2 separate regions of the Mus musculus genome follow, and region 2 is linked to region 1. A link is a loop called in an ENCODE intact Hi-C map of the cell type or tissue named here. Cell type or tissue: gastrocnemius. All regions are shown on one strand. Region 1 has its middle 43 kb from the start of AY702102. Region 2 has its middle 38 kb from the start of Gm34542.

What was found. Hi-C counts contacts between places; a loop is a spot of excess contacts. Peaks named below come from ENCODE experiments on the same cell type or tissue, not always from the same donor. Only the 100,000 strongest peaks of a DNase experiment are listed, where the experiment ranks them.
Region 2: it touches region 1 in a loop (4-fold over the local background); 1 of 42 quality-filtered maps calls a loop at or near these places.

Annotation. Positions count from the first base shown.
Region 1 is chr2:170,004,287-170,008,286 of GRCm38, forward strand. It overlaps a transcript of Tshz2 not described here. Among named protein-coding and RNA genes, the nearest start is that of AY702102, 43 kb to the left of the region's middle. In gastrocnemius, no CTCF peak of the experiment used is centred here; DNase peaks (open chromatin) are centred at 2,227 and 2,758; H3K27ac peaks cover 1,097 bases.
Region 2 is chr2:170,279,068-170,283,067 of GRCm38, forward strand. No RefSeq gene overlaps it. Among named protein-coding and RNA genes, the nearest start is that of Gm34542, 38 kb to the right of the region's middle. In gastrocnemius, a CTCF peak has its summit at 1,886 (motif pointing left); no DNase peak of the experiment used is centred here.

The DNA.
Region 1 (4,000 bases):
TTTATGTGTATAGGTGTTTTATCTTCATGTGTGTCTGTGTACCATGTGCCTGAGGTGTCCATGGAGACCAAGAGTGTGTTGGATCTCCTGGGACTGGAGTTACAGGCGGTTGTGGCTCACCACATAGTTGCTGGCAATTGAACCTGGGTCTTCTGGGAAAGCAGTCAGCGTTCTTAACCACTGAGCCATCCCTCCAGCCTCTAGGTAATTATCAGATTTTATTCAATAGTTTAATATTCCAGAATCTTGTCTTAATACATCTAGAATCACACACACAGATATGTATATATGCATGAAGATGTTCGTTGTAGTACTAAAGATAATTTGACCCTTGGCGTATATTCTGGAGGGAACTGAGAGGTGAGCTTGTGACGTTAGGTGCTGTTCACTACTAGGATCGTCTCTCATCCATTCCAGGAGGGTGGGGTGGGCAAGGTGGGTGAGTTAGTCAAACTGACAAAAGGGAAAGTGTGGGTGTTGTGTGATCCTCTCAAACTCATGACCTCTTCTCCTGAAAAGTGTGTGTGTGTGTGTGTGTGTGTGTGTGTGTGTGTGGTGTGTGTGGTATATGTGTGTGTGTGTGTGTGTGTGTGTGTGTGTGTGTGTGTGGTGTGTGTGTGTGTGTGTGTGGTGTGGTGTGTGTGTGTGTGTGTGTGTGTGTGTGGTGTGAGTGGTTACTGAGTCCACTTAGTGTTGCTCCCGTGTGTTTACGTTCAGGGCTCACAACTTGGGATTGGATAACCTAGGAGAGCAGAGGGCTCCTCCCTGGAGAAGCCTGACTCTCTCTCTCTCTCTCTCTCAGAGGACAGAGACTGCCTGTAGGGCACCTAGGGATAAGGCCTTTGTGAGACTTCCCCCATCCATGCTGGTGCGTGAGCTGACGTGAGCTGGTCTTGCTGAGATTCCATTAAGTGCAGCTTCCCTGTGCTTTCTAGGAGACAGGTCCTCACAGCAGATGCCCTGGCTCTCTGGTTCCCACTGTCTTTCCTCCCTGTCGTCCGAGATGCCTGAGCCTCAGGTAGGAGTCGTGTTGTGGGTACGTCAGTTGTGTTTAGCTTCTCTGTTTCAAGCAGTCGCAGCTTTCAGAATAGTTTAGGATTCCTGGACTGATATCTCTGGAGGATGCTTGGAGGAAAGGGGAAAGAAGCAAATGACAATATCCCAGCATCTCATAGTCTCATGGGTTCTGCTACTTTAACATTGTATTATCAAAACTTAAAATAAGTTTGTGTGCACGCGCGCACACACACACAAAAAAATGTAAGTGCTTCAGGCTACAACATCTTCTTCTGTCCCTGCAACAGCTCAATTTGCTAATTCACCAGATATTTGCTAAATGTCTGTCTGCCCTATGCTAGCACTGTTCTAGACTCTGGGGATGTAGCAATGAACTAGACCCACGCCATACCTGTTCTTGAAGCTTGTAGTTTAAGTCAAACTAAAAAGCTTAACCCCAACCTGGATGTGTCTACTTGCTTGTCCTGTGACCTTAAAAGCTCCATTTCCTTCTCTTGACCTTACTCACTTATGAGTGTGTCTGTTCGCTTGTCCTGTGACCTTAAAAGCTCCATTTTCTTCTCTTGGCCTTACACACTCATGATAGGATTGGGGGACAGGGGTTGTTTGTTTGTTTGTTATTTGGTTTTGTTTGTTTGCTATTGGGTATCAAAGAAGACCAAACAGATACTGCTGGCATCTGAGGCAGGGTAATTCTTTGTTGCAGAAAGCTATCTTGTGCACTGTAGTGTGTGTAGCAGCACCATGGGATGGCACCAATACTCCCAAATGCCACTAGCACTTTGTCACCCATCCTGGGATTAACAACCAAAAAACATTCCCAGACAGGGCCAGGTGTACTCTGGGGTGTGAGGAAGGAAGACTGACTCTCACATGGCTGCAATCAGTGGCCAGAGTTGACTCACACAAAACTATTTGCTACCTTGGTGACAGAGGTTTGTTCAGATGTCTTCATAAACGCATGCTGCTTCATCCCATCAGTTAGGAAAAGAGAGTCCACTTGTATCTTCTAATGAAACCAGGGGATGAGGAGAAAGAAGCAGAGATGCTGAGAGACTTTAATCTTCCCCGATTTTAACCTTCCCAGCTTGCACCATTCCTAGCTTTCAGGCTGAATCACTGGCTCAAGGCACCCGAGGACAGTGTGTCCTTCCGCCCTGTGCTCTGAGTATATACCCCACAGGTGACTTTTCCTGGAAAAATCTGTGGTTTCCTGGCAGGCAATCTGCCAAGTGTCTGGTGGAGTGGGCGTAGCGTGACGCTTCCCTCTCGAAGCCAATGTCCCGGGCTGCATGTGAGTTTTCTACTTTCAACCTTCTTCCCCGAGTGAGGAGGCAATGGTCCTTTAAAGAAGAAGTGGATGGGTCACCATTATTTGTCCAGATGGAGGCAAGGCCTCATGGATGACCTGCCTTCAGGATGCTACTGGAGACCAGTCTCAAATAAGTGTGTAGGAGGCTCTGGGATACTCATTTATAAATCCTAAAACAAGCAGAGACTCAATAGAACGGGACAGTGTAGACCAGGGTGTGACACTCAGGGGGAATGCACAGCCAGTGTAAAAAGATACTTGTAAGACGTTCTGTGTTCACTGCAGCCTCTTTCAGAATGCCAAAGTGATGGACGCCTACTCGTTAAAACCAGTCCTCAGGTGTCCTTGCTCAGCCCCGCCCCACATGAAGTACCAGCTGTCCCTGACAGTTCACCCCTAAAATGTTCCCAAGTCCTGTCCAAGCCCAGCCTCCCCTGGCTCAGCTTCCTCTTCTCTTCACGTTCATCTCCCTTTGCGCCTTCCTTGGATGTAGGGGAAGAGACTGTCCGCTCTTTTTCATAATCCTCTTACCCATTTCCCCACAGGGCCTGGGAGCCTTGCCGGGGTGGGGCAGAATTGTCTGGAGCACACTGGAACAATGGGGAAGGGGCAAACTGAGGGACTTTTGGAAAGAGTGAGTAGATGCCAGCAAGAGGAAGAGAAAGGACAACTCACGTGTAGTCAGATGGGTGTAAAATGTATGAGAAAGCCTGTGGGAAATTTTGTGGCAGGATAGCAAGACACTGTGGTCTACGTGCCGTCTCTGGAGTAAGGGAAATGTGATTCTGAAGTGGAGTTTGAGGAAACATTGGTACCAGGACCTGTGAAGTCAGAGGGGATGGTGGGGGCAGCAGAAAGCTCAAGGTGTCTGCAGAAGTTGAGAAAACAACTATGCCAGACTGGACTGAGTGTGCCCAGAAAGCCCAGACTCATCTCTGCACAGAGGCCTCTGGAGTGCATTTCCTGTCAAGGGCATCCTGTGACACATTTCCAAATGAAAAAGTCATTCCCAATTGAGCTAGCCAAGGATCTTGAATAAATAATGTAGAGATTATTAAGACATTTTCCAGAGGACCCCAGCATTTCCTGTCTTGACAAGGAGGTTGGATTTGACATCAGCTGGATCAGGAGGTTACAAATAAAGGCTGTGACCCGAGCCAGACTTCCCTCCAAGTGTTTCCCAATAATCTTAGATTGGGATGCAAGACCAGTACTTGTAATCAATTCCTCTAAAACATGGCAACACATCTTCCATTAAGTAGTGAGCCTGGCCACGTGGACACACCACTGGCTAATTACTGCCCTGGGTGAGCGACCGGGCGGAAAGACTGACGTGAACTCTGACCTCGGTTGTTTCAGCAGTCAAATCTTAAACGAAGAGGCGATGAACAAAAGAAGATCTGATGGACTAGATGATTTGAGAATGATGAGATGTGTGTGTGTGTGTGTGTGTGTGTGTGTGTGTGTGTGTATGTGTATGTATGTTTGCGTATACATGTGGTGTGTGCATCTGTGTACACGAATGTGCACATGTGTACATGCCTGTGTGTATGTGTACACATGCTTCATGAGTGTGTGTGTGTGTGTGTGTGTGTGTGTGTGTGTGTGTGTGTATTGGGAGGTAGTAATGATCTTAGAAGTAGTCATACAAAAAGTATTAGTGCAAGGTAT
Region 2 (4,000 bases), 270 kb after region 1:
AGAAGAGAAGCTAAATAAGAGAGCTGTGCCCTTTGCATATGGGGAAGGGAGCACACAGAAATATTTGATAGTAATGGTTAGTGTTTTCTACGATTTCACAGTCAGCCTAGAGCCCAGCAGCTCTGTCCCATTGAGTGATGGACATTAAGTAATAAGTGCCATGACACTGATGCTCAGAACAGTGACATGGTGTTAATGCCATTTCCATTATACACAGGAAGAGACTAGAATTCAGAGAGATTATGACGCTCCCCAGAGGCTGTAGCTAGCTGGTATTGGAGGAGGAATCTGCTTACGTTTATTTTATTGGCTATCAGAAAACTACCTAGGCTTTCTTCACTCACATGTAAACTTACATGTGACATCCTGGCTGACATCCCGTCACACAGGAAAACATTTCATCACTCGTTCTAATTACTCTCAACCCCTGCCGTGGGTGTGTGTGTTTGGCATGTGTGTATGTGTGTGTATATATGTGTATGGTGTGTGTGTATTTGTGGGTATGTGTGTGTGATGTGTGTGTGATGTTTGGTATGTGTGTATGTATGTGTGTGGGGGTGTGTGTATGCAGGTGTGTGGGATTCGATGTGAGTATATATGTGTGCGTGGTGTGTATGTGTATTTGTGATGTATGTGTGTGTGATGTGTGTAGTGTGTATGTATATGTGTGGTGTGTATGTGTGTGTGTGCACACATGTGAGCACACTTTGCTCTCAGGCTAGAAGAGGGTGTATTATCCGCCAGAGTTGTAAGGCGTTCCTTATGTGTGCAGGGAATCGATTCCTGTCCCCTGCAAGAGCAGCAGGAGCTCTAACTGCTGAGCCACCTCCCCAGCTCCTTCCCACTCTTTCTTGCTGGTCTACTTCAGCTTTTGAACCCAGTTTAGCTACAGTTCAGCCCCAAGTCTGGCTGTTTCTAGGCTAGCTACTTAACCTCTCTGAGCTTTAATGGGATTCCTAGGTTCAGCTTAGGGTTGATAGAGAAAGTAAGACTAAGGAAAGAAATTCCTGGGCACATCACAGCAGGCTCTTTTTTGTGCCTAAGACACCCCAAAGATAAGAGACTTCCTTTCTATCACGAGCTCTTCTAAGGGCAGAGTGAACACGTTTTCTGAGACCATCCTAGAGAGTAAGGAGTCCTCAGCACTTTAAGGCCATATTAAAGTCCTGACATAGATATCCATCCTGTCCCATAGTTTAAGATGGCCAAGGGGCCAGTATTGGTCTTCCTTATTATCGTAGGACAGTTTTTGAAAAGGGCCAAGTGGCAAATCCTCTAGACCTGGCGTGTAAACTCTGCTTGTCACTTAGCAGGAAAGCCTATGGACAGGAACAAGTGTCACTGTGTTCTAGTAACCGTGTAAGTGGCTGCTGGGGCTTAACTTTCAGTGTGGTAGGCAGTCTTTAAATTGCTGGGTTGGAATTCACTGTCTTTCTTGCCTTCTTCTCAAGAAACTCTTTCATTTGTTTTAACTGAGTATAACCAGACATTGCTATTCTGACATACTCCAATTAACTAATACTTTAGGTGCCAGACAGCATCCGTGCATGCACAGCTGAACCCCCCTAATGATCTGGGGTTGCTCGAATATTTGACTTTAAAAACTACAAACATTTTCAGAGAAGAGGTTTGTCCAGTGTTTAAATATATCCTGCTGCTGTGTGTAATGAAACTATTAGCACATTTGAAATAACGCCTCTGGAATTGAGGTCATTTCTGGTCGTCAGAGTTCGCTTTCTGGCTTCTGTATTCAGTGCTTTCTCTCAGCTGTGCACTTCACAAAGTCATGGCATGAATTGATGTGTGTAGGTCTGGGGAGCTCGGCGGACCCACATCCAGGCAGCTCACAACTTAACATCAGGGGATCCAGTGCCCTCTTTTGGACTTTGAGGGTAACAGCACTCAGGCGCAGGCTCCCAGCCCCCCTATACACATATACACATAATTTAAAATACAAATAAAACCTGTTAAAAAAAAGAAAGCCAAAACCTTGTGAAATTCAAAATAAAAATAGGAGTGTGCAAAAATACTTCAGTGCACATAAAATGTGGTGTGTCTCATTGTGGCCAAACACTATAGTTTCTAGTTGCATATTTGGTATTTTTAAAGTGGGTAATTTTAATCCTAAGTAATTTAAAAAACAGAGCTGCATTATCCCAAATATAAAAACAAAATTCAGAGCGTGGGTCCCACTAATAGCCAATACGCGTATGCAGTTATATGGGTTATTCATATTTTATATTCAATGCAGAGGTCTGGGGTGATGGCTTAGTGAGAGTGTCCACTGCCCTAGCATGAGGACCTGAGGTCAAATACCCAGGACCCATGTAAGAAGCTGGGCTCTGTCCATGGAGCATCTGAAACAACAGCACTGTAGGGGAGGAGACCTGGAGACTGGGGGCTGGTTGACTGTCAGCCTAGCTCCCTACTCAGTGACAGACTGTCTTAAAGGAACAGGGTAGATTGGGACAGCGTAAGACATCCAGTGGCTTTCTCTGGCCTCTGTGAATGCACAGAAGCATGAACTCCCTAGCACATGTCACACACACACACACACACACACACACACACACACACACACACACACACACACATATACACACATGGGTGAGCACACACATGCACACACACATTGTAATATTGATGTAATCAGGCAGCTGCTTTCAATATATGATCTACTTTGACCTCCAGAAATCTAGTGAGTTCCCTGTCAAACAGAACAAGATGTTATTGAGTTAATAATCAACCTGTGAGTAAAGATAACAAAATGGAGAGGGAAATGCATTCCTGCTGACTCAGCATGATGCTTTGGTGCCGGCAAAGATGATGCAAAAACGATGCAAAGAATGGGTGACCGACTTCTCCATCTTTACTGTGAACACAGCAGCAACAAACCGGTTTGTAAAGATCCACAAAGAACATTCAAGATTCGTCACTGGCCCTGAAACTGGAATTGCCCCTGAAATGTTAGAGGTCATGTAACAACAACAATAACAACAACAACAACAACAACAATAACACCTTGATATTTTTAAAATTGAACACAATCCGCCTAAAAATGTACACTGCCTGACCAGTAACAAATCATGAAGCTAGGTGAGATTTTAAAAAGCTGATATTAATTAAAACAAAACAAAAAACTGTATTGACCAATTGTGATAAGAGTGAGATTAAAATTTGGGGGTTTTGTTTTGTATTGCTTTTGAGACAGGATTTCTCTGTGTGATTAGCTCTGGCTGTCCTGGAACCGGCCGTGTAGACCAGGCTGGCCTTGAATTCATGAGATACCACCGCCCAGCCTAAAGTTTTGTTTTATTAGTCTCTTGACTTAAAAAAAAACAGTTTTTCTATTTAGTGTTATGTGTAAGGGTGTTCTGCCTGAATGTGCATGTTACTGTCACACTTGCTACTACGGTGGTAGCCTCCCATGTCCGGACAGCTCCTCTGAGCTCACTGCACAGTGTCTTTTCCAACATGGCTTCCTTCCCATTCTTTCCCTGATCTGGGGAGGCCTGATCCTAATCTTCTACCTTAGAAATGTCACATAGTCCTTGGCAAACCGGTAAATTCAGCTTCCTCTTTCCCAGTAAAAACCTGGGATTCCGGGCATGCCTCTTTATGCAAATGAAGCATTCATGGTACTCTGAACTCCAGCCAATGATTTTACATTCACTCTGGAAACTCCTTCCCACTCTGCACAGTTCATGTGCTGCCCTTGGTCCCCCCCCGCCCCCCCCGGAATAAAGTGTATGCACACCAACTGTTTCCCTGAAGATGATCTAGGAGAGCTGTTTCATCATCGTCGCAAAGAGCAGTGACACTAAAATCCAGGGAGAAGGCTTTCCTCAGAGAACCCCCACACCTCCCCACCCCCACCCCCAAACTCACTCCCAGCTGGACCAGGATCCTGCAGACCCCACCCGTTCCAGACTCACACTGTAAAACATCCCAGGATGAGTATCCAAATAAAAACCTAGCCAAAACTAAAAGTAACATTAGT